2 separate regions of the Homo sapiens genome follow, and region 2 is linked to region 1. Evidence: read pairs that join two places in POLR2A ChIA-PET (ENCODE). Cell type or tissue: PC-9. All regions are shown on one strand. Each heading gives the region's core, and the rest is flanking DNA. Links, peaks and the distances in the headings are about the cores only.

The links. ChIA-PET counts read pairs that join two places held together with the same protein. Peaks named below come from ENCODE experiments on the same cell type or tissue, not always from the same donor. Only the 100,000 strongest peaks of a DNase experiment are listed, where the experiment ranks them.
Region 2: POLR2A ChIA-PET joins it to region 1 with 20 read pairs; 3 of 35 experiments call an interaction of 5 or more read pairs at or near these places.

The regions. Positions count from the first base shown.
Region 1 is chr7:138,928,089-138,943,937 of GRCh38, forward strand. All of the region lies in intron 1 of KIAA1549, which reads right to left. Among named protein-coding and RNA genes, the nearest start is that of KIAA1549, 45 kb to the right of the region's middle. RefSeq lists an enhancer at 14,850-15,630. In PC-9, for the core only: no CTCF peak of the experiment used is centred there; DNase peaks (open chromatin) are centred at 6,983 and 7,543; H3K27ac peaks cover 1,617 bases.
Region 2 is chr7:139,062,186-139,078,034 of GRCh38, forward strand. It overlaps ZC3HAV1 (zinc finger CCCH-type containing, antiviral 1), which reads right to left. Exons shown (of 13, transcript NM_020119.4): 6 at 14,101-14,224; 7 at 11,671-11,845; 8 at 2,694-2,814. Among named protein-coding and RNA genes, the nearest start is that of MIR10399, 26 kb to the left of the region's middle. In PC-9, for the core only: no CTCF peak of the experiment used is centred there; no DNase peak of the experiment used is centred there.

The DNA.
Region 1 (15,849 bases), core at 3,010-11,009:
TTTTTTGTATTTTTAGTGGAGACGGGGTTTCACAGTGTAAGCCAGGATGGTCTCAATCTCCTGACCTCGTGATCCGCCTGCCTCGGCCTCCCAAAGTGCTGGGATTATAGGCGTGAGCCACCACGCCCGGCCTACTATTGTCTTTTCAATCCTACTGCCCATTTTTCTTTTGGGTTGTCTGTCTTTTTCTTTCTGATTTAAAGGCATTCTTTTTTTCAGATGGAGTCTCACTCTGTTGCCCAGGCTGGAGTGCAGTGGTGCAATCTCAGCTCACTGCAACCTCTGCCTCCCAGGTTCAAGCAATTCTCCTGCCTCAGCCTCCCGAGTAGCTGAGACTATAGGCACGTGCCACCACGCCCAGCTAATTTTTGTATTTTTAATAGAGACAGTGTTTCACCATGTTGGCTAGGCTGGTCTCAAACTCCTGACCTCAGGTGATCCACCCGCCTCAGCCTCCCATAGTGCTGGGATTGTAGGCATGAGCCACCATGCCCAGCCTAAAGGCATTCTTGATGTATAAATACACCTTTGTTGCAGGTTTGGTCCTGGACAAACTTAATAAAGCAAATATCACAATAAAGCAAGTCACACAAATTTTTTTGTTTCCCAGTGCATATAAAAGTTATGTTTATACCATACTGTAGTCTATTAAGTACACAATAGCATTATGTCTTAAAAAAACAATGTACATCTCCTAATGCTATCCCTCTAATGTAAATGACAAGTTAATGGGCGCAGCACACCAACATGGCACATATATACATATGTAACAAACCTGCATGTTGTGCACATGTACCCTAGAACTTAAAGTATAATAAAAAATACATTAAAAAAAATGTACACATCTTAACTAAAAATACTTCATTGTTAAAAATGCTAACAATTGTCTAAGCCTTCAGCGAGTTGCAATCTTTTTGTTGGTGGTGTTTTATCTCAGTGTTGACGGCTGCTGGCTGATGAGGGTGGGTGGCTGATGAAGGTTAGGGTGGCTTTATCTTAGACAATGAAGTTTGCCTCATCAATTGATGCTTCATTTCATGAAAGACTTCTCTGTAGCCTGTGATGCTGTTTGATAGCATTTGGCCCACAGTAGAACTTCCTTCAAAATTGGAGTGAATCCTCTCAAACTCTGCCAACTGTTTTATCGACTAGGCTTATGGAATATTCTACATCCTTTGTTGTCATTTCAACAATATTCACAGCATCTTCACCAGCACTAGGTTCCATCTCAAGAAACCACTTTCTTTGCTCATCCATAAGAAGTGACTCCTCGTCTGTTTAAGTTTGACCATGAGTGCTGCAATTCGTCATGTCTTCTGGCTCTGCTTCTAATTCAGGTTCTTCATTCCATCTGCAGTGACTTCCTCCACTGAAGTCTTGAATGCCTCAAAGTCATTCATGAGGTTTCGCATCAACTTCTTCCAAACTTCTGTTAATGTTGATATTTTGGCTGTCTCTCATAAATCACGAATATTCTTTATGGCATCTAGAATGGTGAACCTTTTCCAGAATGTTCTTGACGTACTTTTCTCAGACCCATGAGAGAAATCGCTACCTATGGCAGCTATATAGCCTTATGAAATATATTTCTTTTATCTTTTTGTTTTGTTTTGTTTTTTAAGACAGTGCCTTGCTCTATTTCCCAAGCTGGAATACAATGGTACAATTATAGCTCACAGCACCCTTGAACTCCTGGGCTCAAGGAATCCCCCACAGCTCAACCTCCCAAACAGCTGGGACCATAGGCATGTGCCACTATGCCCAGCTATTTATTTTATCTTTCTTTTGTAGAGATAAGGTCTCACTATGTTGCCCAGGTTAGTCTCAAACTCCTGGCCTCAAGCAATCCTCCTGCCTCGGCCTCCCAAAGTGAGTCACCGCACCCAGCCATGAAATGTATTTCTTATATAGTAAGACTTGAAAGTCAAAATTACTCTTGATCCATGGGTTGCAGAATGGATGTGTGTTAACAGGCATGAAAGCAACTTTAATCTCCTTATCCATCTTGATAAGAGTTATTGGGTGACTAGGTCCATTGTCAATGAGCAGTAATAGTTTGAAAGGAATCTTTTGTTCTGAGCGGTAGGTCTCAAGAGTGGCCTTAAGTTAGTCAGTAAATCATGCTTTACACAGATGTGCTGTCATCTAGGCTGTGTTGTTTCACTTACAGAGTGCAAGCAGAGCCAACTTACCATAATTCTTAAGGGCCCCAGACTTTTCAGAATGGTCCATGAGCACTGGCTTCAACTTCAAGTCACTAGCTTCATTGGCCCCTAACAAGAGAGTCAGCCATCCTTTGAAGCTCTGAAGCCAAGCATTGACTTCTCTAGCTGTGAAAGTCCTAGATGACATCTTCTCCTAGAAGGCTGCTTCATCCACACTGAAAATCTGTTGTTTAGTCTAACTGCCTCCACCAGTGATCTTACCTAAATCCTCCGGATAATTTGCTGTTACACCTTGTACTTCTATGTACGGAGAAGCTTCTTTCCTTAAATCTCAAGAACCAACCTCTGTTAGCTTCAAACTTTTCTTCTGCAGCCTCCTTACCTTTTTCAGCCTTTAGAGGATCAAACAGAGTTAGAGCCTTGCTCTGGATTAGGCTTTGGCTTATGGGAATGTTGCAGCTGATTTAATCTATCCAGACCATTCAAGCTTTCTCCGTATCAGCAACAAGGCTGTTTTGCTTTCTTATTATTCATGTGTTCGTTGTGGTACTACTTTTAATTTCCTTCAAGAACTTTTCCTTTGCATTCACAACTTGGCAATCTATTTGTTGCAAGAGGTCAGCTTTCAGGCTCCCTTGGCTTTTGATGTGTCTTCCTCACGTAATCATTTCTAGCTTTTGACTGCAAGTGAGAGACATGCAACTCTTCCTCTCACTTGAGCACTTAGAGGCCACTGCAGAGTTATAAACTGGACTAATTTCAAAATTCTTGTGTCTCAGCAGATGGGGAGCCCTCAGGAGAGGGAGAGAGACAGGAGAACGACTGGTGAGTTGAGCAGTTAGGACACGCACATTTATTAAGTTTGCCTTTGTATATGGGCAGAGTTTGCGGCACCCCAGGACAAATTACAATAGTGACATCAAAGGTGACTGATCACAGATCACCATAACAGATATAATAATAATGAAAACATCAGAAATGTGAGAATTACCAAATTGTGACAGGGACACAAAGTGTCGACAGACTTACCTAAGGAGGGCTACCATGAGCCTTCCATCTGTAAAAAGCGCAGTATCTGCAAAGTGCAATAAAATGGGGCAGGCGTACACCTGTGTTTTGGATCCTCATATCTTATGTCAGTTATAACTTCTCCAGTTCATGACTTGTTGTTTGATATTTTTAATGGCATCTTTGATGAACAGAAGGTCTCAATTTTGGCCAGGCGTGGTGGCTCACGCCTGTAATCCCAGCACTTTGGGAGGCCGAGGTGGGTGGATCACCTAAGGTCAGGACTTCAAGACCAGCCTGGCCAACATGGTGAAAACCCATCTCTATTAAAAATACAAAAACTAGCCAGGCGTGGTGGCAGGTGCCTGTAATCCCATCTACTCGGGAGGCTGAGGCAGGAGACTCTCTTGAACCCAGGAGGCAGAGGTTGCAGTAAGCCAAGATTGTACCACTGTACTCCAGCCTGGGTGACAGAGCAAAAGTCCCATCTCAAAAAAAAAAAAAAAAAAAAAGAAGGTCTTGATTTTAATATGGTCAAATTTATCAGTCTTTTGTTATTGTTTGAGATTCACGTGTATATATTTTAAGATGGAAGATTTAAGAAATTGTTCCCGTCACTAAAAGGCATTATGTTACTCTTCCATGTTGTCTTCTAATAGTTTTAAGGTTTTGTTTTTCACATTTAAGACCATGTGTTCCTGGAGGTGTGTGGTGGGGAGGCGTGGGGTGTGTATGTGTGCAGGAGACATGAAGGCAGACAAGAGTGTCCCAACCCACTGTTACTCACAGTGTGGTCCACAAGCTTTTTGTTATGGGTCTGCAACGAGACAAGGTTCTTGAACCAGTATGGAAATCAACATACTCCCTTTTCAGAGAATAGGCCATGCTAAAATTAAAAATTAAAATTATAAAAACTAGACAGCATGCTCTATGAACAGTCAATTCACATGCTCGTGTAAGTTCTTTATTTTGTCTTAACTGGAAAACAAGCGTTTGCAGAGTGGCACATTCTGTGGCACTATGTGGGCAAAGGATGTGGGATCTGCACATGGTTTTGGGGTTGGAGGCAGAGGGGCAGTACTAGGAATGCAGCCCACTGGAGAACACAGAGAAAGACAGCATGTCTGGAAAGGAACAGAAAAAAAAAATATTTTTAAACTCTAAAGTAGAGTCAGAGAAATGTAGGAGACCAGACCATGCAAGGCTTAGAAGCCGCAATGCTGAGGACACTGAGCAAATGCAGTGAGAAGCCACTGAAGAAGCTATTTAAAAGCATGGGAATGACAGGATCTGAAAAATGGTTTTCAAAAATACCTCTTGCTGCTGTGTGCAGAACAGGCTAATGGGGGCAAGAGGAGATGTAGAGAAATCAGTTATGAGGTCACTAGAGTTGAACTTGAGATGACAGCGGCTTAGAGTGGTGTATTTAGCACTTTGCTCCTCAAGAGTGTGGTCAGCGGATCTTTAGCATCACCCGGGAGTGTTTTGGAAATGCAGCATCTCAGGCCCACTCAAGACCCTACGGAGTCAGAAACTGCTATTACCATGACCCCCAGGTAATTCATGCACTCATTCAAGTTTCAGAAGCACTAGCCTGGGATTTACTTTAGGGAAATTCACATGGTGATATCAAGTATGCAAATGGATAATCCGAGCCTGAGATAAACCTGCAAACGTGAAGAGGAGAAGCCAGGGAGACATGGGAAAACCAGGAACGGGAGGTGACAAGAAAACAGAAAATCGGTCGGTACTGGGGAAGGGTCGCTGTGCTGAATGACTCCGAGAGACCAGGCACGTGCAGGCTGGAGAGGCCCTGCTGGCATGCACGTTTCTCGTGGTGGCAGAAGCCAGGCTGACTAGTGAAGGGCAGATGAGGAAACAGGAGCTCCACGCAGTCAACTTCATGAGCAGTTTCACTGCATGAGGCAGGGAAGGGAGATGGTACCTGGAGGGTCTGGGGAAGTCACTTGGTTCTGAGATGAGAGAGAAGAATCACCGAGGAGCTGGTTAAAGACGCAAGTTTCTAAAAAGGCAAAGCAGCTAATGCAAAATGTTTCCTCTACTCATGAGGAAGCATCAGATAAACCCAGTACCAGGGATATTGTACAAAAGACCTGACTTTCAAAAATGCCAAGGTCATAAAAGGCAAGAAAAGACTGAGGAACTGAGCAGACTGAGGAGCTGTGACAACTAAATGTGATGTGCAAGTCTGGACTGGACTCCAGAACAGAAGTGGAAGAACTGGTGAAACCCTGTAAAGTCTGTAGTTTCATTCATGGCATTGAACAAATGCAAACTTCATAATTGTGGTAACCCCACTATGATCATGTAAGATGTTATTATTAGGGGAAGCTGAATGAAGGGTATATGGGAACTCTGTGCATTAATTTGCCAACTTTATGTCTAAAATTCTTGCAAAATAGACCAGGCGCAGTGGCTCATGCCTGTAATCCCAGCACTTTCAGAGGCCGGGGCAGGCGGATCACCTGAGGTCAGGAGTTCAAGACCAACCTCGCCAACATGGCGAAAAACCATCTTCAATGAAAATACAAAAATTAGCCAGGCATGGCGGCACGTGCCTGTAATCCCAGCTACTCGGGAGGCTGAGGCAGGAGAATCACTTGAACCCAGGAAGGGGAGGTTGCAGTGAGCTGAGATTGTGCCACTGTACTCTAGCCTGGGTGACAGAGTAAGATTCTGTCTCAAAAATAATAATAGTAAAATAAATAAAATACAACTCTTGCAAAATAAAAATAACTCAGGTTCTCATCAGGAAGTAGTGTATGGGTTTTTGTTGTTGTCGTCGTTCTTACTGTTGTTTTGGAACCTATAATTGGAACCGAAGGGTGACTCAAATGACATCAAAAGGGCGAGAGCACTGCTGATGGAGTAATGCAAAAGTAATGACAACACCGAAGACGAAAGGACCAGCGAGGAGCCCATGGGGTTGAGAAGGAAGGAAGGAACGGAACCTGCAGAGAAAGTGGGCTTTGATCCTCCACAAGACACAGGGTACCTGAAAATTACTACCATGGAGGACAGACTGAGAGAGTGAGTCCAGAGACCAGGAAACTTTACAGATTTACTTGTGAGAATTGGTGGGAATTCTGGTTAGAGGGCCTCTCTGAATACAGTATTTGCTACTAAAAAAAAAAAAAAAAACAAGTCCAGAACATCCACTGAAAATAGGGAGTGGTTGAGGGATGGGGCGGAGTACACCAAGAGAGCGGAGAATTCGTGATGTTTGAATTGCCATATGTCACATCTTTGATTCCTGACTCAAATAAGAGACACCATAGTGTAATAATAGAGAGTGCCGGAGATGAGAGCTTGCAGGCCTCGGGCCGCATCCCCGCCCACCTGGAGGAGCCATTTCACATTCCTGGGTCTCAGGTCCTTCATCCTCTAACAAGATACGTGGTCCCTGAAAATCACTACCTGAAAAATGGGTGTTGAGATCTGACTTCCCAAGTGGAAGGAAAATAGGACCCTATGTATATGCTATGAGGTTTTCTCTAACCCTCAAACCATAAGGGGTTCCCCAGAAAGAGAAAGGGGAGCCCCCAAATGATGAATGGCCATGATACCGGCAGTGGGCAGCTTCAGGTTTAGCTGGAAAAACACCAGCTCATAAAAAGCACAGCTCTTCAGCACTGGCAAAATACAATCCCATCCAGAGAGGGATAATGGGGCCAAAGTCTCCAGAACATTCCACAGAAAACAGAACTGGGCGCTGTTCTATCTCCAACTTGCTCAGTGCCCCCCGGAGAAATCCCTCGTAATTAGTCACCCCTTCCATTTCCTCCTCTAAAGATGGAACACAGATAACAATTAGTGACCTCACCCAAACATAAAGAGAACTCATGTGGAACTTCAGAAAACAATGACTGCAACCAAACAATACTGAAATACTAATACTGCAAGGCTTTTAAAAATTCAACTATTCTAGCTAAAACATCAGTTTAGGCTTCATGGTGGGGTTTGGGGACTCTATTTCTGTGCATGACTTTCTCATTTGAGGAGCTAAGGATATTAAAATGTTGGTTTAATTGAAGGCAAGGTCCAGAGTATTTACCAAAAGATATTCTGTTTTGCTTTGTTTTGCTTTATTCTTTCCTAAATAAAATGCAATCCTCTTTCACCAACCTAGAAAGCAAGACTGTCAGCACTTTGAGTAACCAAAACAAACTAAACTACTCAATTCACTAACAACAAAGGCAAAAAAATTTCTGTCAGCCATCTGTTTCTAAAATAATTTAATTTAAAACACAGTCCTGTAACAACAGGGAAAAGGACACCATCAGCTTCCAGATAATCTTCTGTCTCCTATTACACTCAGAGCAGGAGTGGCACACGACATCCCATGACTAAGCATGAGCAGGCACCTTCCCTCCCAACAGCAGGAGCCAGCAGCAATGAACATCCACACCGACGTCCAAGCTGCCAGGAGACACCACTGCCTCCCTGGGGGGTATTAATTCCAACAAACAGTAAACAGCTTATGTGGCAGGCTCAATGCCTTAATTCGGCTCTAAATTAAGCTTTTATTTTATATCAAGGGATCAGGAGGCTTAAGAGAGAGAGGGGTCACGCCGGCTGGAAGCAGCAGCAAGGACAAAGGCACCATGTCTGGACAAAGTGGGATGTGTCTGCAGTGGTTGGAGAGAATAATACTAGAAAAGTTGGCCCAAGAGTGTGAGAATGTTGGCAGACAATAGGAAGGAATAGGATATTTTGAGCAGAGCAGCTTTTTGACCAAAGTTATCCTGCAGAAAAATCAATCTGGCAGAGCGGAAAGAAGCATAAAATAGTGCTCCATCATACACACAGATATGCATGGTTGATGTGGCAAGGAGTGTGATCAGGACGGTGAAGGGAACAGAAAAGAAGTTCCATGTCAGAGAGACTGCACTAAGGTAAAAAAGATGATCAAATTCAGCAGCCAGTGGAATGGATGGGGAAGACAGAACAAAAAGTCAAAGGTGATTCTAAGTCACAGTTACAACTGTCCACTAGGCAATTCCACTTGAGTATCCAACAGGCTCCTAAAAAAACCCTGACCCTCCCCCATATGCCACTTAATAGCTCGTGCCTGTAAGCCAGGTCCTGCCAGCACTGTGGACCCTCACACATCTTCCTTCCCACCGCCACCAATTAATTTAGGCCTTACAATGACCCGCTCAGAGCCCTGCCTCGCACAACTTCTGTGAGAGACAGGCTTTCCAGGACACTGAAGTGCAGGAAGCAGAGATGTTCTGAGTCCATGGACATTGCCTGCTTCTTCGCTCACTCTGGGTTTGGTTTGGGAACCAGGAGAGGCCACAGCATCCACAAACATCCTTTCAAATGGCTTCTGTTTCCTGGGTGGTGTCTTAAGCCCCATATGCAAAGGGTGGCAGCACTTCCAGCATGACAAGTTCCCACCTTGTCCAAACAGTGTCACTAGAGAACTAGAGATGTGTGACCCCCCCCACCCCCACACAAACACACCCCCCAAACGCTGGTACTGTGGGCCAAGGGAAGGTATGCTAAGAAACCCTGTAACTGCCCCGGCCCTGATTAGAGGTGTGTGTTCCTAGCCATGGTAATCAGTCAGGGCTGTGGTCTCTCTCTACGAGCCATAACCCACCCTAAGCTCTGCAGCCTCCTCTATCCCCTCCAATCCATCTGGAGTTTTCTAACGTGCAGAGCTGATCAATCAATTCTGTATATATGAAGTTCATCTAAAAGGAAAGAAACAATCAAACTATGTCACCCCATTCTCAAAATCCTCCAGTGGCTCTTAAAAGCCTTCAGAAAGCCAAAGCCCTCAGCTGAGATACAAGAGCCTTCAGCTCCCCGTTCCCGCCTGTGCCATTAGTATTACCCTCCCCTACAACCAGCCCATGCCCCAGCTATTCGACGTGCTCTCTGACCACCATGCCCCTCCTCCTTCCCGTAACTATCACACCCCAGAACCCCCTTTTCCATCTTCCCCAGAACCCTGCATGTGCTTCTCTCTTGACACTTAGGTTGCATTCTTGATTTACTCATTACTCACCTGCCCCACCACCCTACCCCAGACTGTGAGCTACTTGAAGGAAGAGGCTGTGTCTTATCAGTGTGCCTCCCATGTCCAGCCCAAAGACTAACATGTCCATTCATTCATTCATGAGTCCAACAAACACCTACCGGTCATGTGAGCTAAGTGCAGGGTGTGAAGTGTTAGCCAAGATAGAAAGGTCCCCTGCTCACAACTTTATGGCTGAGAAGAGGAGACAGACAATAATGATGAACAGAGAAGACTGGTAAGGAAATAAGCAAGATGCTGTGATGGACAGCAAGGAACCTCAGGAAAGGATGAGGAGCCGAGAGAGAGAGACAGGAAGGCTGCTCCAGGCAGAGGGGGTGGCGAGCACAGTGGCCTGAAGCAGGAAGGAGATTCACAGATGTGGAAATGGCTCATACGAATGGTGCGGGGTCACCAAGAGGAGCCTGTCGTTTGAGACTCACATGGACGGTGAGGAGCCAACTCGGGGTGGATGGAAATGTGACTCTAGGGTTTGAGAGAGAAATCTGGGCCAATGATAGAGATTGGTGATAATCTGCAGAAAGATGATCATTGGGGTCAAATGACACCATCAAGGAAGGTGGGGGGAGTTTGACTTCCAAGCCCTCCAGGGATATGTTCACTTACGGGTGCTCTGCCGCAGTCAGGAGGGGCCACCTTTAGGAATCATACTGCTATAGTCTGAATATTTGTGTCCCCCTAAAATTCATATGTTGAAACCTAACCCGAAGGTGATGGTATTAAGAGGTAGGGCCTTTGGAAGGTGACTAGGTCATGAGGGCCCCACCCTCATGAACAGGATTAGTGTCCCTCTAAAAAAGGCCAGAGAGAGCTCCTATATGAGGACACACAGAAGGCGCTGTCTATGAGGAACAAGCCCTCACCAGAAACCGAGCCTGCTATGATCTCCATCTTGGACTTCTCACTCCAGAACTGTGAGTGATAATTTTCTATTGTCTATAAGTGACCAGTCCAAGGTATTTTGTTATAGCAGCCCAAATGGACTAAGACACACATCAAATTGAGTTCTGGTTACATATACTTCTGGAATCCAATTCAGTCAAGCACACATATTATTCATTCTCATCCTTACTTAATTTATTTCCATTCACTGGTAATCTTTCCCAAACCCCCTGTTCTGCCTGCTTATTGGTATGAAGAGCCTACTGATTAGCAATTATCCATAGCATTAACTCTCTAAGTGTCTATAATTATAACTTATCTCGGTTTATTTGAGGGTTCTGTGGGACTCCATGATAGGGAATGACATGAAGTTAATGTAAATACTAATTTGACAAGAAACTAACCAGATCAAATCTATAGATAACCCAGAAAGCAATTTTCTAAAACTGCAGTCCCTTCCATGTAGAGTTCTATGCCTGTTTTTGCTATTACAATAAATTGTTTAAATGCTGCCAAACAACCCAATTTTGGCATTTTAAACTTTTTATTATAGGCCAGGCACAGTGGCTCACGCCTATAATCCCAGCACTTTGGGAGGCTGAGGCGGGTGCATTACCTGAGGACAAGAGTACAAGACCAGTCTAGCCAATACGGCGAAACCCTGTGTCTACTAAAAACACAAAAATTAGCCAGGCGTGGTGGCACATGCCTGTAATCCCAGCTACTTGGGAGGCTGAGGCAGGAGAATAGCTTAAACCTGGGAGGCGGAGGTTGCAGTGAGCCGAGTGAGACTCTGTCTCAAAAAAAAATTAATTAATTAAACTTTTTATTATAAAATTTTCAGACATACACAAAAGTTGAAAGACTGGAACCCATTACTCAGCTTCAATCCCATAAACTTTTTTTTAAAACACAAATAGAGCAAATCCCAGACATCATTAATTTCTGTAAATACTTCAGCATCTCTGATAAGGACTTTAAAAAATTATAACCACAATATAATTATCACACCCAACAAAATTAAAAATAATTCCTAATATCATCTAATTATGCATTTCAAACTTGGTTTTCCTTGGTGGCCTCAAAATATTTTTGTATAACAGTACAGTTGCTTTTTTCACACCAGGATCCAAACAAGGTACATACAATGCTTTTGGTTCATGTGTCTCTTAGGTCTCTTTTACTTTATAACAGTTTTCTCCTCTTTTTTTCCCCCTTTTTAAATCTCTCCCTATTTACTTGTTAAAGAAAGGTCATTTGTCCCTGTAGACAGTCCACATTCTATATTTGGCTGACTATATTCTCATGGTGTCATTTAACGTGTTCTTCCCCCAAATTTCTTATAAACTGGTAGTTAGATCAAGAGGCTTCATTAGATTCAGAATCAATGTTTTTGGCAAGAATACTCCCTAGGTGGTCCTCTGTATTTCCACTGTATCACGGCAGGAAGCGCCTGGTTTCTGGCTGTTCTATTCTGAGTGATACTAAAATTTATCAAGGGCTTAAGAGGTGACAGCCCTTTTCATCCATTACAAGGCTCCTCATCAACTCTTCACATAATGACTAGGCAGTCACTGATGATCACTGCCTCCATCCATTATTTCACTAAGGAGGTTGGGTTTTTTAAGCCTGCATTAATTAAAGATATTCCAGCCGGGCGTGGTGGCTCACGCCTATAATCTCATCACTCTGGCAGGCCCAAGCAGGAGGACTGCTTGAAGCCTGTGGTTTGAGACCAGCCTGGGCAACATAGCAAGACCCCATTTCTACAAAAAAAATTTTTTTTTTAATTTTAATTTAAAAATAATTTTTTTATTATACTTTAAGTTTTAGGGTACATGTGCACAACGTGCAGGTTTGTTACATATGTATACATGTGCCAGGTTCATGTGCTGCACCCATTAACTCGTCATTTATATTAGGTATATCTCCCAATGCTATCCCTCCCCGCTCCCCCCACCCCACAACAGGCCCCGGTGTGTGATGTTCCCCTTCCTGTGTCCATGTGTTCTCATTGTTCAATTCCCACCTATGAGTGAGAACATGTGGTGTTTGGTTTTTTGTCCTTGTGATAGTTTGCTGAGAATGATGGTTTCCAGCTTCATCCATGTCCCTACAAAGGACATGAACTCATCATTTTTTATGGCTGCATAGTATTCCATGGTGTATATGTGCCACATTTTCTTAATCCAGTCTATCGTTGTTGGACATTTGGGTTGGTTCCAAGTCTTTGCTATTGTGAACAGTGCCGCAATAAACATACGTGTGCATGTGTCTTTATAGTAGCATGATTTATAATCCTTTGGGTATATACCCAGTAATGGGATGGCTGGGTCAAATGGTATTTCTAGTTCTAGATCCCTGAGGAATCGCTACAGTGACTTCCACAATGGTTGAACTAGTTTACAGTCACAACAACAGTGTAAAAGTGTTCCTATTTCTCCACATCCTCTCCAGCACCTGTTGTGTCCTGACTTTTTAATGATTGCCATTCTAACTGGTGTGAGATGGTATCTCATTGTGGTTTTGATTTGCATTTCTCTGATGGCCAGTGATGATGAGCATTTTTTCATGTGTCTTTTGGCTGCATAAGTGTCTTCTTTTGAGAAGTGTCTGTTCATATCTTTCACCCACTTGTTGATGGGGTTGTTTGTTTTTTTCTTGTAAATTTGTTTGAGTTCTTTGTAGATTCTGGATATTAGCCCTTTGTCAGATGAGTAGACTGCAAAAATTTTCTCCCATTCTGTAGGTTGCCTGTTCACTCTGACGGTAGTTTCTTTTGCTGTGCAGAAGCTCTTTAGTTTAATTAGATCCCATTTGTCAATTTTGGCTTTTGTTGCCATTGCTTTTAAAAAATTTTATTAAAAAAAATTAAAAAATAATTTAAAAAGATGTTCCAACACTCAAATTATAGAAATAATAATAATTTGGGGTCTGGAACAATAATGTTATTTGTGTTTTGTAAGAACATTTAATAAGTCACCTGATTAGGAGTTCAATACAAAGATGCTGATTTCTGTACCATTCTTTAAAAAGATTACACACAAATCATTGACCCTGTGAATATATTAAAGTCCCCCTCCCCTGCCAAAGTTCACCGTTCCATAAAGATAGTAAAGAATAAGGCAGATCTTGGAAATTATGACACTTAAGAAGGAGGGAAGGAGGAAATAGAAACGTCAGAATATCTCAAAGCAGTGCATTTATTACAGCACCTTTCCAAAGAACAGATTAAGAAGTACTAAAATAACCTTAAGACACGATGGTTAAACAGTTTCAAATTCCTCTTCTTCCTGTACTAGAGTTTCTACAAAACAGCAAAAAATAATCTGAATCCTTTTCTCCCTATCCCTTACTCAGAGAAGTGTTAATAAACAGTAAAATACCTGTGCGACAGAAGAATCCTCCTCCCTTCAAAAACACAGGCTAGTTAATGCCTTCCGCATAATCACTTACTGACCCTGAGAAACCCTCTATTAATAGCCAAGCCTCACAGGTACCTACACTTCCCCCTGGGTTAGAGCACTTCCACTCAGGAGAGCAATTAGCGCTCTGCTGAACTGAACTGCCCAGTCTGCTGCAAGAAGGTAGGGAAGGGAAGCAGGAGACATCAGGGATAACCTTCAGGGACCAGTAAGATGAGGGAGCCTAAACTCTTCCAAAGAGGAAATAAGGAAATCTTAAAAAACGTTGCAATGAATGCCACTGAATTGTATGCTTAAAAGTGACTCAAATGTTAAATTTTATGTTATGTATATTTTACCACATTACAAGTCACAATGCTCAATTTTTATAAGCTCATGTGGCCAATAGCCACCCTCTCCCAGGTGCTATGATCCATTATCCTTCTCACGTCATTGGTGAAAAACCCGAGGCTCCAAAAGATTAAGTAACTTGTTCAAGTCCCACAACTAGCAGGTGGTGGACCCAGTATTTGAACCCGGATCTATCCGCTGCCAAAACCCCTTGCTCTGGGCACAGCACCACACTGTCTCTCTGAAAGAAATTTCCAGATTATCATTCTTGAGCAGCTCTGTACAAAAATTTTCATAATTGAAGGCAAACGAGAATTCTAAGTATTAAAAACCACTTCCCAATTTGAAAACTCTGCTCACTGCATTTCAACACAGGCCTATCAACTTCAGGAGGTTTAAACAACATGTAAAAGAGCAATACGGTGAAAATAATATCTCGGATGCTGAAGCCAGAGAGGCATGAGGCTAGCTCCTGCAATCAGCTCTGCACCATGACCGCATGGGGATGCTGCCACAGAAAGACCTGGATCCGGTGGCTGAGGCCCACAGGGAGACCCAAAGAGGAGAGGTAACAGAAGTTGGGAACTGTCCCAGGCACCAGCCTTCTCAAGCACTGCACTGGTGATACATGCGCTCCCTTACCCGCAAAAGTAAGTTGGAGGCTGGGCACGGTGACTCACGCCTGTAATCCCAGCACTTTGGGAGGCTGAGGCAGGCGGATCACAAGGTCAGGAGATCGAGACCATCCTGGCTAACATGGTGAAACCCCATCTCTACTGAAAATATAAAAAATTAGCCAGGCATGGTGGCGGGCACCTGCAGTCCCAGCTACTCGGGAGGCTGAGGCAGGAGAATCGCTTGAACCCAGGAGGTGGAGGTTGCAGTGAGCCGAGATCGTGCCACTGCACTCCAGCCTGGCGACAGAGCAAGACTCCGTCTCAAAAAAAAAAAAAAGTAAGCTGGAGGTTGGACCAGAAGCAAGAAAATTCAAGCAACAAACACAAAGGACCAAAGACCTCTCTGCTGTCTCCAGCAACCTACTAAGGGCTGCCTGGGCCTCAAACAACCGATGAGCAACCAATGTGTGCCCCTGCAGACAGTCTGCCCTCCACCGCGAGGAAGCTAAGGCAGCCTGCTAGACCCACATGAGAGAAGGAGGGAAATAATCACAGATCTTCTTGTTTGTGACAACAGTGGCAACAATGACTCCAGAGTGTTTGCTTTGTGCCCAGATGCGTCACGAGTCCCCCTCGAGTCCCACAAAGGCCGATGGTGAAGGCGCCGTTCTCATCTCCATTTTACAGCAGGGCAGGCAGCACAGAGAGGTCTGGTTTGCCCAAATCCCTGCCAGAGAATCTGGACTAGAGCCCTGGGCTGTCTGCCCCCAGCGCCGGCAGTCTCAGTCACAGCACACGAAACTCATGCCTGTGGAAGAAAACACCACCCAAATGAATAACTTTTCACAAATTATTTATTTCCCTTATTCTTTTTATAATTGACAAAATAAGCTGTATATGTTTATTGTGTACAACATAATGTTTTGAAATATATATACATTGTGGCATGGCTAAATCAAGCTAATTAACAAATGCATTACCTCGCCAGGCGCAGTGGCTCACGCCTGTAATCCCAGCACTTTGGGAGGCCAAGGCGGGTGGATCACAAGGTCAGGAGATCGAGACCATCCTGGCTAACATGGTGAAACCCCGTCTCTACTAAAAATACAAAAATTTAGCCGGGTGTAGTGGCGGGCACCTGTAGTCCCAGCTACTCGGGAGGCTGAGGCAGGCGAATGGCGTGAACCCGGAAGGCAGAGCTTGCAGTGAGCTGAGATCGCACCACTGCACTCCAGCCTGGGCGACAGAGTGAGACTCCATCTCAGAAAAAAACAAAACAAAAAAAAAATGCATTACCTCACATAGCTTAGTTTTTGTGGTAAGCACACTTAAATCTACTCTCTTAGCATTTT
Region 2 (15,849 bases), core at 4,437-12,436, 140 kb after region 1:
ACTCATCCAACTGCACTCTTAAAATATGAAACAAACATAAACCACACACACACACACACACACACAAAGCAAATCAGATCATGCCACAACACTGCTCAAAATCTTCCCGGGACCTCCGCCTAATAAAATATCCAAGTTTCTATCACTGCTCTCATCTCTTACAGACCATCTACCTGTTCTGTGAAACTTCAAGCTGGTCTGTACCTTCCAGCCTTAGCCTTAGTTCTTCCTCCTCCTGGAGCGCCCTCCTTCCCACAGGCAGAGGCTGGTCTATAAAAGTAAGTGCTGTCCCACTGACTCCTCCATTTTCTGGCTGCTTCCTTGCACTGTTTCATTTTCTCCACCGTTTCATTTTCTCAGTAACTGTTACCACTTTCTGAAATGGCCTGACTTGTTTACTTGACCATTGTCTCTCACCACCCTTTTGAATACAGGCTCGAAGAGCAACTTCATCACTGTATCCCAGCACCCACAACAGGAGCCAGTACACAGCTGGCACTCAGATACTAGCTTAATGCATGACAGAATACACTTGCAGTCTAGTTCAGGAATAGAAAAAGGCGGACGGGTGCAGTGGCTCACGCCTGTAATCCCAACACTTTGGGAGGCTGAGGCAGGTGGATCACGAGGTCAGGAGTTTGAGACCATCCTGGCTAACACAGTGAAACCCCATCTCTACTAAAAATACAAAAAATTAACCAGGTGTGGTAGCACACACCTGTAGTCCCAGCTACTTGGGAGGCTGAGGCAAGATAATTGCTTGAACCTGGGAGGCAGAGGTTGCAGTGAGCCGAGATTGCGCCTTTGCACTCCAGCCTGGTGACAAAGCGAGACTCTGTCTCAAAAAAAAAAAAAAAAAAAAAAAAGAAAGAAAGAAAGAAAAAGAAAAGAAAAGAAAAAGCCATCTGGAACACTAGGAACCCATAAATTGCTCTGAACTGGTTTCTATGAACCAAACAAACAGAAGTAGCTGGACAAATTGCTCTAGATTCAGGAACAAAGTCTATTGGCTCTCATCTCTCCACCACCCTTTTAAACCATAAAAACAATACAATACCACCTAAGAATTTTTTTAATTTAAGTCATTTTTAATTCTACCACCCAATAGAAGAGATTTTAATTTTTCTTTATTATCTTCCAGTCGGCCCACATGCATGCATTGCTGCAATTATCATGCACATTGATTTTTGTGTTTTTTTTAACTTTCCTATTTTAAATATAAACAAAATTTCAGAAACATAAATTTGGGGTTCTGGCTGAGCACTATGGCTCATGCCTGTAATCGAAGCATTTTGGGAGGTTGAGGTGGGAGGATCGCTTGAGCTCAGGAGTTTAAAATCAGCCTGGGCAACAAAGTGAGATCCCCATCTGTACAAAAAAATTTTTAAATTAGCTGGGCATGGTGGCATGAACCTATACTCCCAGTTAGTTGGGAGGCTGAGGTGACAGGATCGCTTGAGCCAGGGAGGTTGAGGCTGCAGTGAGCCGTGATGGCATCACCGCACTCTAGCCTGAGTGATGGCGTGGGACCCTGTCTCAAAAAAAAAAAAAAAAAAAAAAAGTGTTCTGCCTTTTTCATTTAACAACACCAAATTTTGCTCTTCCTATCTAGTTTTCATAATCAAAATCTTTAACAAGTGCCAGATACGCCACTGAAATTTAATACCCTAATTTATTTAGTCACCACTGCACTGGTACAGACTGGTCCTACTTTTAGTACTATAGGTACTGGTTTTGGTCTAGTATTCTTCGGTCACACCATGCTGCTTAACAAGCACCTTACTTTATGCCTATAGCTTTTCTCCCCCCTTCTTCTAGTGAATTATTTCCTAAGAAAGGTTCCTAAGGGAATGAAAAGACAAACATATTAGCATATTTTAATGTCACTTGACATGTACTGCCAGACTGTTTTTCCAAATACTTGGTATAATGGTCCTTGTAAAAGCTACGTCATCTAAGGCCCACTAAGCGGTACAGGATCCAACTGCAGGTACCATCTGCGAATTCAGGGACCTCAGAAAGGCTCCTTTACCTCTTCCAAAGCACCTGCAAGTCCCGAAAGGGCAAGCACTTGATCATGTGCAGGGGGTGCCCAATGGGATGGTACCTTCAGAAGGAGGGCAGTTCCTGCCCTGATATCTAACTAAACACAGCAGGTAGATTGGCGGCAGCTCACCAGAAGACCTTTCTATAGTAGCTCCAATAAACACGGTGGAAGGCAAAGTACTTTAATCAATGTGATGATGGAACTACTGACCTAGATGATAAACCCTAAAAGAAACAGCAAGTTTCTAAAACTCTGAAGGTGCCCAAAAGCCCAAGGCCTCTACCGTAGTCACCAGCACCTGAAATATTGCCTCTCCCTGGGCAGCTGCCCACCCAGAATCAGAAACAGCATGGCAGAGCTGGAAGTACCCCCAAGACTACTTAGTTTGAGCCCCTGATTTTGCAGTTGAGAGAAGTGGGCCTAGATAGGCCAGGTGCCCCTCCTAGGGTGGCAGAGCAAGTGTTCGTCACAGCCAGAGCTCTAGAACACAGGTCTTCTGATGGCCACTAGCTTGCACTCCACCGCCTTGCTAAATCTTGACCTTGACCCTGGCCATAGCAATGCATACCCACTCTGCTCCCACTCCCACGTGTACACTGCAGGCGGATTTCAATGACACACAACACTGCCAAACACAGAAACCCACCTTGGAAACTCAGCTCATAGTTCCGTGAGCCCGCCTGAAATGGCACAACTCCCCTCGGACAGGATTGATAGAGAGACTCCAGGTATGAAGAGTCGACGTTTGAATTTTTCCGTTTGTCTTTCTAATTGGAAAAAAAATAAAAGGTAAAGTCAGGGTAGGCTTTTAGGAAATCTCTACTGTTATATGATTTCGTTTTAGCAATGAGATGTGAACAGGAGTGCATTTTGCTTCCCAAACCAGATTGTAAAAGCTTCCAGCTCAGGGCTATGTCACAGACTTCTGTGGTCTTCTCTATCATGGTACCCTAGAGAGAGAAGTCTATCCTGCAGAAACTCACTACACACTTGGGGGAGGCCTGAGAAGTGTAGCTGTTTGCAATACTCTTTTACAGCCTTCCATAAAATATGAGCCAAATATACAGAGCAACTTGCATCCCCTCTTTTCTGATGCCACGCCGGCATCTGTCATCTAACAGAATCTGACACTGACTCTTACATGAAATAGAACATCGTGGGCTATTCTAGCCACGCACGGTTTACAGTAGTCGTGAAGGGAAGTAAAGAAAGACCATCTGGTCCTCGTCCAAACTCCAATAGTTGCAGTGTTCAAATATAAATAACCTAACCCTCTCCTCTGCCCTGAACCAGAGTAAGTAAACAAAATTGGCCGAGCCTCCTGCTAGCCAACTAACTGAAAATGCACTTGGATTTGCCACTAACTGGAGCTATAATGAAAGGGATGAGGTGGCCGGGTGCAGTGGCTCACACCTGTAATCCTAGCACTTTGGGAGGCTGAGGCAGGTGGATCACGAGGTCAAGAGATCGAGACCATCCTGGCCAACATGGTGAAACCCTGTCTCTACTAAAAATTCAAAAATTAGCTGGACGTGGTGGCATGCACCTGTAGTCCCAGCTACTCGGGAGGCTGAGACAGGAGAATCGCTTAAACTCGGGGGGCGGAGGTTGCAGTGAGCCAAGATCGTGCCACTGCAGAGCCTGGCGACAGAGCAAGACTCTGTCAAAAAAAGAAAGAAAAGGAAAGAAGGGATAAGGCATAACCCCCAAATGTAAAGCTATAATCTCTAGTCTCAAAGCATATAGAAAGCATGCAAACATCAGAATGTGTAGGTAAAAGGGAAATGAGTTGATTTTAGCAAGGGGCAGGCTAGGCTACCGATCCACTGCCCTCATTCCTCATTCCGTGGCCAGGGTGGGCGATCAGGGCACACTAGAAGTACGCCCCTAGCAGCAGGGGTTCCCAGTATTTAATGGTGAGGAGACTCTTGTTTCCTGTGATCTAGAACAAAGGAGTTAATGGCAACAAATTTTTCCAAGCAGCCGTGGTGGAGAGGGGCTCACGGTTCCTTTTGCTAATGACATTCCAGACTTTCAGCTGGACCGACGCCCCTTCCTCTTCCCTAGTGGAAATGCCTGCTGGTTGTAAGCGGAGGGCAACAGAATGTACGTGTCCAAGGAAAACGTCCTGCACAGAGAAAGGCCCGAGCTGGGTCTCTTTATCCTGGAGTGCAGCATGGTGGGAGCAGAAAGCAGTGTTCAAATATTTGTACCCAGGGCAAAGTGGGAATAAACTTGAATGTGTTTCAGGAGGTAGGACCAGTACAAAGGGTGGAAGGGACAAGGACGCTGACTTTAGCAGAACGTTCTAACTTACTGCAGCCAACAATTAAGTCATATCATGAAGATGCTTGTTGCCACAGCTTTGTGGATAGTATCTATCAGAGTGATTGTAAAAGAGCTTGCTGCCGTGATTCAATGGTGCCCGGTAAACCCTATGCCTTCCTCGGGCCAAAGTGGGCAAAACACCTCTGGCATGATGTGGGGCGGGTAGAACAGCTCTAGCACCTTGGTATCCCCTGGTTTGACCACTAGCTGAATCGCTTCCCAATTTCCCATCCCTACAGTTGAAGTCCTGTATGCATCCACTGCCTGCTCAGCTCTGTAAAACCCACTCTGTTCCTGGCTTAAAAGGCCGGAGACTTTCAAACATTGACATACATGTGAGTGCCCCAGAGATCATATTAAAGTGCAGATATGATTCTGGGAAAGTTGGGGATGATTTAGATTCCATACTTCAGCCAGCTCCCGGGTGATGCTGAGGCTGATGCTGCTGGTCTGTGGACCTCACTTTGACTAGCAAGCCTCTAGGGTCTAGACCAGTGCTGTTCACTAGAACATTCTGTGGTGATGAAAATGTTCTCTGCGCTGTCCTATATGATATGTAGGGGAGGCAAAATTTCTTTCTTTCTTTCTTTCTTTCTTTTTTTTTCAGGGTGTCCCTTTCCCTCTGTTGCCCAGGCTGGAATGCAGTGGCACAATCTGGGCTCACTGCAACCTCCGCCTCCTGGGTTCAAGCGAATTCTCCCGCCTCAGCCTCCTGAGTAGCTGGGATTACAGGTGCATGTCACCACACCCCAGCTAATTTTTGTATTTTTAGTAGAGACAGGGTTTCACTGTATTGATCAGGCTGGTTTCGAACTCCTGACCTCAGGTGATCCGCCTGCCTTGGCCTCCCAAAGTGCTGGGATTGCAGGCATGAGCTACTGCACCTGGCCAGGGAAGCAAAATTTCACCTCTACCCTTTTACAGTATTTTGGCTGGACCTGAGCATTAAATTGACATAAGACCACAACAGGAATGACAGACAATGGAGACTCAGAAGGATAGGGCAGGTTGGGAGGGGAGTAGATGATGAAAAATTACTTAATGGGTACAATGTACATTATTCAGGTGACGGACACCCTAAAAACCCTGACTTTACTACTAGGTAATCTATGCATGTAACAAATGTAACAAAATTACATTCGTACTCTATAAATTTATATACAAAAAGACCAACAGGAGAAAAGCATACACGTTCATTTAATACAAGTTTTACGTGGCACAGGAGCCTTCACGAGAAAGTGAAGACCTAAAGCTGCAGTTAGAGATAAACACTTGTATTGAATTAGACGAGTCATAAATTATGAAAATGGGATGAGGCAAAGGGGCTTCAGCTAGGGAAGTTAATTGGGTGGAGAAGTGTCCAGAAGGATGAAGATTTGTCTAATAGGGTTTGTTTGCACAGGTTTCCTGGCTTTGATAAGAATGCTACTTTCATTCTGGTATAGGGAGGACCTCTTTCTTTCTTTATTATTATTATTATTATTATTATTATTATTATTATTATTATTATTTTGAGACTCAGTGAGTCTCTCTCTGTCACCCAGGCTGGAGTGCAATGGTGTGATATCAGCTCACTGCAACCCCCACCTCCTGGGTTCAAGCGATTCTCCTGCCTCAGCCTCCCGAATAGCTGGGATTACAGGCATGAGCCACCACACCCGGCTGATTCTTGTATTTTTAGTAGAGACGGGGTTTCACCATGTTGTCCAGGCTGGTCTCCAATTTCTGACCTCAAGTGATCTGCCCGCCTCAGCCTCCCAAAGTGCTGGGATTACAGGCATGAGCCACTGTGCCCAGCCTAGGAAGAACATCTTCCACATGAGAATTTCATCTCCTGCTTTTAAGTAACAGAAGGTCAGAGTGATCGTCTTGCACCTGCTGTTTTTCAAGTGCGTTTAACTCAAAATAGTCAATATGCCAGAGTGGCATATTTTTAACTCCTTCAGTAGCCAAGCTATGTGTGGCTATACAGCACTGAAAATGTGACTACAGTGACCATGGAACTGATTTCTTAATTTTTTATGTGTTTAATTAAAGTTTAAAATGAAATTGCCGCATGTGGCAAGTGGTTGTCATACTGGACAGCACAGGGCCACTAAGTCAGTGTCTGAGTACCTGCACAGCCTAGCATGGCTCCACACCGACCTTCTCTAGCCTCGCCCTCACACTGCACTTGTCATGTTCATGAACCCCGGTAGGTGGTGAAGTCCTCAAAGGTAACATTTCCCCTTGGTTCAGTCCACATCAGAGACGAGTCTCAGGCACTGCTTGATGTGATGTGTAGGCTGGTTCATTCAACCCTCGCTGTTGTAAGACTAACAGGACAGCGGGAGCATGCCCATGTCATGCGTATGTTATGGTCAAGAGGTCACACAACTGACTGATGGTCCAGAAGCAACTCTCAAAGTCCCTCTCTTGTTCCTGTGTGTTGTCTGGGTCAATTACCAGGTGTTTCTATTGTAAAGGTATTCTAAGCTACTCTTGTAAGGATAAGTCCTTTTTGTGGTATCTGAAAGTCAGTCATATCTGTGCTGAGCTGGCCCCAGTTCTTTGGCAATCCTAAGCTACAGTTGCCCCATACTCTTAAGTGACAGGTAGTGACAGCCTTGCAAGATGTCTCATTAGACCTTTTAGCTACCATTAGTTTAATAGCCATAATGTGTCCTAGAGAACAGTACTGTTACTCCAGGTCTGAGTAAATGAATGAATCACACAGCCGTCAATTATTTATTCCCCACAAGACTTGAATTTATGTTTCAGTTGCAGTAAACAGGTCTTAGCTTTTATCCTGTGTGTCAATGATTGCCTCAACCTTGGCTTTCTAGAGCTGTGGCTTGTCCTTGTTCTGAGAGGGTCTCTCAGGCCATAGCCTCCCGCTGTTTCTCAACACCAGCTTCCACAGCTGCTAAGCTTAGCTACTTTGCTGGTAAACATCTTCGAGGACCTGAATCTGCACTCCCTAACTGGTGCACATTCAACGACTCCCAGGCTCTACCCTCCTGTCAGCCCTGCTATCACTCTACCCTACACCATTGCTGCCCAACTGCCCATCGATTCAATCATCACTTCTCCTAATACCACACCCTCTCCCTGCCCACCATCTATGTAGGTATGAGTCCTGGTTAAGTACATCAATTTCCATAAAAGGATATCTATTTTACCTCCCTGAGAGCTCATAATCAAAGCATATGTGCCTACTCTGTTGGCAGAAGTTTCTACTCCTCACGTTCCTCTTAGGGAGGTTCCAACCCACAACTCTTAGTTGCCTGACTTATTCAAAATTCAGTTACAAGAAATAAAAGCTGTGGGGCACTGGCAGAAGGCTTCACAGTCCACTCCTTTCTCTAAATATTCTAGCCTGTACGCTGGCTCAAGGCAGGTCACCAAAGAGCTGCAAACTTGGACCACAATGCATTGATCCATGAAAGAAACCAGGCTGTTCTTGATATGTGGGGTTCAAATCTCCTGGAAACATTATTTTAATTTTACTTGGACTCCCAGCAAGGAAAACATTAAACCCAGGGCCTGATTTTTCCTTATTTTTTTTTTTAATAACTAGAGCCAATTCAATTTATATAATGATGGGTCTTATTAGTATGAGACAGTAAGAGTTCATTCACATCTTCAGTGAACATCCAACAAACCTGTGTCACATTTAATGAATACAACATTCATGTGTTTGCAGATTGAATGTTACATTCTAAAAACTCCACAGTTTTCATGGGAATCCAGAATATAAAAATAAAAATAAATAAAATAAAAACTCTACAGCTAACACAGACTAAATGTCCCAGCGAGAACTTTGTATTAAAAACCTCAGGAGGCCGGGCGCAGTGGCTCACATCTGTAATCCCAGCACTTTGGGAGGCTGAGGCGGGCAGATCACGAGGTCAGGAGATCGAGACCATCCTGGCTAACATGGTGAAACCCCGTCTCTACTAAAAATATAAAAAATTAGCTGGGCGCGGTGGCGGGCGCCTGTAGTCCCAGCTATTTGGGAGGCTGAGGCAGGAGAATGGCGTGAACACGGGAGGCGGGGCTTGCAGTAAGCCGAGATCGCGCCACTGCACTCCAGCCTGGGCGACAGAGCGAGACTCCGTCTCAAAAAAAAAAAAAAAAAAAACCTCAGGAAGGGCTGGGTTGGGTGCGGTGGCTTACACCTGTAATCCCAGCACTTTGGGAGGCAGAGGCAGGCAGATCACCTGAGGTCAGGAGTTCAAGACCAGCCTGGCCAACATGGTGAAACCCCGTCTCAACTAAAAATACAAAAAATTAGCCAGGCATGGTGGTGGATGCCTGTAATCCCAGCTACTGGGGAAGCTGAGGCAGGAGAATTGCTTGAACCTGGGAGGCAGAGGCTGCAGTGAGCCGAGATCACAACATTGCACTCTAGCCTGGGTAACAAGAGCAAAACTCTGTCTCAAAAAAAAAAAAGCTCAGGAAGTTTCTTGATGTTTTATTAGAGAACATGATTGAACTTGTGTAAATTTAAATTTAAATACAGTATCTTTCCCCCAAATAGTTCCTTTTGGTTTCTGAAACCTTTTTTTTTTTTTTTTGGAGTCTTACTCTGTCACCCAGGCTGGAGCGTAGTGGCACAGTCTCGGGTCACTGCAACCCCTACCTCCTTGGTTCAAGCAATTTTCCTGCCTCAGCCTCCCAAGTGGCTGGAATTACAGGTGCACGCCACCAAGCCCAGCTAATTTTCTGTGTGTATTTTTAATAGAGACACAGTTTCACCATGTTGGCCAGGCTGGTTTTGAACTCCTGACCTCAGGTGATCCACACGCCTTGGCCTCCCAAAGTGCTGGGATTACTGACATGAGCCACCACGCCCGGCCTCCTGGAACCTTGATGTAACTAGAATGCAAATGTTTGTTTGCCAACCCTTCCCCTTTATATCTTACTAAAAATTCCAATTATTTGACATAAAAACCATCAAGACCTATAGCTTATTTTTATTTTAACCAAGGCTAATTAATTTGGGTTTATAATTTTATTTCCACAGGCGCCTGACAGAATCGCTTATTTGACATCATCCTTGGCTTGAGCATACAAAGAATCTGTGCAAAGTTTAATATCATAGGTGTTTTCACACACACGGGAGTTTCAGCAGAACTCTGTTCCACAGAGATGCTACATGGGCCACCACAGGAGAGAGAAGAGCAACAAGGAGGGGTCCAGGAGACAGCTCTGAGCCCATATCCTATTCCACCAGGGCAGCCCTGCTCTACTCTAGTTGGCTCGTTTAGAGTCTTTGAAAGATGGTTTGATAAAATGTATCTGCTGCTAAGACAGTTTGGAAACCAATATGCTGCTGAATTCATGGTAGGGCTGTTTGTGGTTGAGGACCTCACCACAGCACACAGGGTTCCCGCCATGTGGCCCACTATAGGAGGTGTTTTTCTCAGGCCTCACTAACATAACAGAGTAGTGCCTCTCCCAAGTATTTTGTTTGCTTTGGCAGTTAGGCAGCTCAGAGCCAAATGTATAGCCCACTGACTCGTAATTATTAGTTCCGTGCAAAAGTAATCAGTTTTTGCCATTAAAAGTAATTACCACCAACCCAAAAGTAATTTTACACCAACCTAAATATGTAGAACCTTACGCTGCCATTCCTTTGTCCCTGCATTATCTTTTTTTTTTTGGAATCTCACTTTTGTCACCCAGACTGGAGTGCAGTGGTGCAATCTCGGCTCACTGCAACCTCTGCCTGCAGGTTCAAGCGATTCTCCTGCCTCAGACTCCTGAGTAGCTGGGATTACAAGCACGCGCCACCACACCCAGCTAATTTTTTGTATTTTTAGTAGAGACAGGGTTTCACCATGTTGGCCGGGCTGGTCTCGAACTCCTGACTTCAGGTGATCCACCCCACCTCGGCCTCCCAAAGTGCTGGGATTACAGGAGTGAGCCACCGCACCCAGCCCATGCATTATTTTTGGCTTCATTTTAATCTCTTGCTTTCATTTTCTGTTTCTCATCACCCTGATTCCATTACCTGCTTAAGGTCTGTTTTCTCTCTCTCTTTAATCCTATGAGTTAAAGGGAGGAAGGGACACTGAGACAGAAGGACAGAGGCTCTGCTCACCTAAACTTCCCTCCCTATTACTATGCCCCCACTATGGGTCAGCCTAGGATCTTCTAGTTCCAGTCCTTTAAGTCCATCTAAATCCAGACTCTGAATGAATAGTAGTGACTATCTGTACCAGATGTGGTTTCACTGCTTGAGTGAATTAACACATTCCCTGGTCTAATTAACCATGCCATCATCCATACAGTCCTTTAAGTTCTCACTCTCACCCTCTTTTCCAGCTCAAAGCAGTAGTCTCTGTACATTTTATGTGTTTATACATAGAAAGCTATCTCAAGGTTCCACCCTCCCCTCTCATGGTGAGGAAAGAGGGAAGTGCAGCTGACATGTCTCAAGCGGTTCCTTAAAAATAATTAATATATGGCCGGGCGCAGTGGCTCACGTCTGTAATCTCAACACTTTGGGAGGCCGAGGTGGGCGGATAACCTGAGGTCAGGAGTTCACGACTAGCCTGTCCAACATGTTGAAACCCCATGTCTACTAAAAATACAAAAATTAGCTGGGTGTGGTGGTGGTGCATGCCTGTAATCCCAGCTACTCGGGAGGCTGAGGCAGGAAGATCGCTTGAACCCAGGAGATGGAGGTTGCAGTGAGCCAAGATAACGCCATTGCACTCCAGCATGGGTGATAAGAGTGAAACTCCATCTCAAAAATAAATAAATAAATAAAAATAAAAATTAATATATACTTTAATGTATGACTGCAATTGGAGTACATGTTTGCTGAAAAAAAATTGAATATAGCTGTGTACAAAGTAAAAAAATACCACTTCCTCTACCACACTCCACGGGTAACCATGTAGGCTTCAAACATTTTATTAATAGTGTTCTTTTTATTTTATTTATTTATTTATTTTGGAGACAGAGTCTCAATCCATCCCCCAGGCTGGAATGCAGTGGCGAAATCTCAGCTCACTACAACCTCCACCTCCCGGGTTCAAGAGATTCTCCTGCCTCAGCCTCCAGAGTAGCGGGGATTATAGGCGCCTGCCACCACGCCTGGCTAATTTTTGTATTTTTAATAGAGATGGGGTTTCACCATGTTGGCCAGGCTGGTCTCGAACTCCTGATCTCAGGTGATCCACCTGCCTCAGCCTCCCAAAGTGCTGGGCTTACAGGCATGAGCCACCGTGCCCAGCCAACAGTGTTCTTTTTAAGTTGACAAGTTTAAACAAGAGCCCCCTACAAGGAGGAACAGTGCTCACCTCTTCTCCATACTGAATCCATGTGCCAGATTCATTCTTCCAATACCAAATCCATTTGGTGGTGAAGACAGAATTGGCTGGCTTGGTGACAGAAGAAGGAGTGGAGAGGCGTCGGATGGGAAAGGAATCACAACTCATTACCCGAAAATTGATTGTATAACTTCCTACAGAACAGCTGAGAGAGAAAAGTATTAAGTTAACATAATGCTTCATTGACCCCTGTTTTCTACAATCTCGTCTTCCCTAATGAGAGCACAGAATTAAACTTTCAGGGCTAAAATAGATCTTCAAGTTTTCTTTCCATGGCTCCAGGTCCTACACATAAAAGAAAAACGGAAACGCAGAGAGGAAAGTGACTCGCCTGCACCACATAATTAATGGTGTTACATAATGTATTCTTCCCTCAGAAAATATCCCAAAATAAAACTGTGCCCACAAAACTCCTGATTGGCTCAATGTTATAAAGTAAGTTAGAAATTCGCATTTGGTCCATTTTTAAAATTATTTATTATTATTTAAATCGTTATCAAAATGTGGAGACCCTTGCAGAAAATTGGCAAGGTTAAAGTGATTTTCATAATAACATTAAACATTATTTGCTTTTTTCACTTTCATTCTCTCAGGAATACACGATGAAATTTTCCAGAGGCTACACAATATATGATTTCACAGCAGGTTGAATAAAGAAGCGGATATGAGAATCTAGTTATCTTCTATTATGCCAGACATTAATTTGCAAAAATATAAAACTCCTCTCAATAAATTTTTTGTTTTGGAAAACAGTTATTTTATAATTATCCATATAAATATTATATATAAATATGTAAATAAATACACACAGTTATATACCTGGGTATGTATATTAAATGGATATACATGAATATGTATATAGTATTAAATATAGTTACATGAAACATGTTCATTATGTTAACATATAGCAAGCTTATTCTTATTTTTAAGTGAATCAAATATATAATTGTTCTCAGTTTTAATTTTTAATATGGTAAATATTGATAGCTATATTCCACACAAACAGAAATTCTTTGGGATCCTGAATACATTTTAAGTGTTGAGGAGTCCTCTGACCAAAAAGTTTGAGAATTGCTGCTCTAAGAAAGACCTCTTAGATCAGTGGTTCTCAATCAGGAACGATTTTGACCTCAGTGGGTATTTTACAACATCTGAAGACATTTTGGGTTAGGACAACCAGTGGGGCTGGTGGGGGGGTGGTGCTTCCTGTCATCTGTGGATTGAGGCTAGGAATAGTGCTAAACAGAATCTGGCCCAAAACGTCAGTAGTGCTGAGGTTGAGAAACCCGGCTCTCCACTTGCCTGGGAGCGGAAATATAGACCTAGCAACCAGAAAGTAGCTCATGTCGCCCTCTAGTGGTAAAAATCCAGCAACACAGAATCTCCACCCTCAAATCACTAAATTCTCATATGATGAAAAGTAATGTAACTTTTCCCCCTTAAGAATTTCCTTATAAAACTGGGATGTTTCTTATATCCCTGCACACCATAGATAAATACGGTCATATGGGTATCACCCATTTCAGCTCTTCCAGAAGGAGAAATGTTTTTACTTATTTATTTTTGAGACAGGGTCTCACTCTGTCACCCAGGCTGGAGTGTGGTAGCACAATCACGGCTCATTGCAGCCTCAACTTCTTGGGCTCCAGTGATCCTCTCACATCAGCCTCCCGAGTAGCGAGTAGCTGGGACCACAGGTGCGTGCTACCATGCCTGGCTAGTTTTTGTATTGTTGGTAGAGACAGGGTTTCATCATGTTGCCCAGGCTGATCTCGAACTCCTGAGCTCAAGTGATCCTCCTGCCTCAGCCTCCCAAAGTGCTAGGATTACAAGCATGAGCAACCACGCTCGGCCAGAAGCAGAAATGTAAGGTACCCTCTTAGATGCCTTGCTAGAGAAAATAGCAAACATAAGGGAGGTATTAAATGCTAAAGTATACAACAAAATTCTACAGTAAAACTATATGAAATTATTCAAACCGTGTTTTTAAATTATGAAGTTAAGCCAAAGGCTCTTTTGTCCTAAATCATTTAGTACTTTTAATAGTTCTGTGATGAACTGATCAGGATACGAGCCGGACACTGAACTGTGTTTTTTTGCAGGACACAGACAACTGTCAACTAAACAAATAATCATGTCACTGTTTGTTTCATTTGAGTTAGCAAACATTCCCAGGATCTCTGGTATTAGCCAGGCTCAGTGTGACCTCAAACCCACCCAGCTGTGGTTTTCCTTCATTAACTCGGCAGGCATTTGCCATTTTTTATCTCAAGAGGTATTTCACACTCGAATGGGATTCTGATGGAAAAGTGTTTTTTTCTTTTTCCCCTGAGCCTAGCACTAATGCTTCCCTTTGATAATGTTGGACTCTTGAAAGCCAGAGTACAGCCACCAACTTACAGGTGGATTCCGGGGTTACAGTAGCCTTTCTCGATCGTCTCCATGTGCTCAAAGTCCGTCCAGGTTTTACCAATAAGCATCTGCCACCGGTAAGGCAGATGGAAGTGGACTTTGCTGCAGCTACCTACAAAGACAAAGAAGGGGTCTGAGGGACTGTTGAGCAGGGATTCTAACCAATTCAGTCAAGTTCACTGCCAGCTTTCCCCATCCATGCCTGCCCTGCCCCCTGCCAGACAGGTTCCATCTATACCAGCTGACACTGCTGTGTGTCCATTATCCAGGTTCCTTCATTACCTTGGAGACTCATCAGAAAACAAAAATTCAGGCAGAGTGTGGTGGCTCACATCTGTAATCCCACCACTCTGGGAGGCCGAAACAGGCGGATCATTTGAGGCCAGGAGTTCACAACCAGCCTAGCCAACATGGTGAAATCCTGTCTCTACTAAAAATACAAAAATTAGCCAGGCATGGTAGTGGGTGCCTGTAATCCCAGCTTCTCGGGAGACTGAGGCAGGAGAATCACTTGAATCTGGGAGGTGGAGGTTGCGGTGAGCCGAGATCACCCCACTGCACTCCAGCCTGGGTGACAGAGTGAAATTCTGTCTCAAAAAAAAAAAAGAAAAAGAAAAGGAAACAAAAATTCCCCACTGCCCCCAAAGTCACTCCACCCAGATAGAAATTCGAGGTAACCAGAAATTTAGTTACCCTTTCTGCACCCCCCCAAGTGTATGAAGCCAAAATGCTCTCCAGCAGAGGCAACAGCCTTTATTTCCTTGAAGCCCTGGCCTACAGTTCATCTCTTCCAGAAAGATTCTCTTAACGAATCTCACTCCATCCCCATCTGACTTGTATTTTTTGCATTCCTTTAGCCAGTACCCAATAGTCAGTTGGGGGTTAATTTTTTATATGTTTTTACTTACTTCACGCAGTTTTCCCATTTGCAAATTTTTTGTTTGTTTTTGTTTTTGTTTTGAGGCAGAATCTCACTCACTCTGTCGCCCAGGCTGGAGTGCAATGGCGCAGTCTTGGCTCACTGCAACCTCCACCTCCCGGGTTCAAGAAATTCTCCTGCCTCAGTCTCCCTAGTAGCTGGGATTACAGGCATGTGCCACCACGCCCAGCTAATTTTTGTATTTTTAGTAGAGATGGGTTGTCACCATGATGGCCAGACTGGTCTTGAACTCCTGGCCTCAAGTGATCCACCTGCCTCAGCCTCCCAAAGTTCTGGGATTACAGGCGTAAGCCACCATGCCTGGCATTTTATGGATGTTTTCATGCCCTACCTTAATTATAAACTTACTAAAGAGAAGGCTGCACTATGGTTTAGCTTACATCCCCCTTACATATTTGGCACAGGGCTAGGCATACAAAAGACAGCCATTGCAGGAATGCCGGCTGAAGAATGAATTGATGTTATAAGCTACAGTACAGGAAGACAGAAGATAGTTCTGTTTTTCAAAATTTGCCTTATATTATGTTTAAATTGTTTTGAAATATTCAAAATGAAGATGTGTGACAACTTCAAAACAAACAAAAAAGACAGGTTTAGACACTGCAGGGACACCCATAGAGTGGCCCTACTTGAGACTTGGCTGACTGAAAAGTACACAACCACTCATTATAGTCCACACCTCACACTTGTTAGAATGGCTGCTATCAAAGACAAACAGTGGCTGGGCACAGTGGCTCATGCCTGTAATCCCAGCACTTTGGAAGGCCGAGGCGGGTGGATCACTTGAGGTCAGGAGT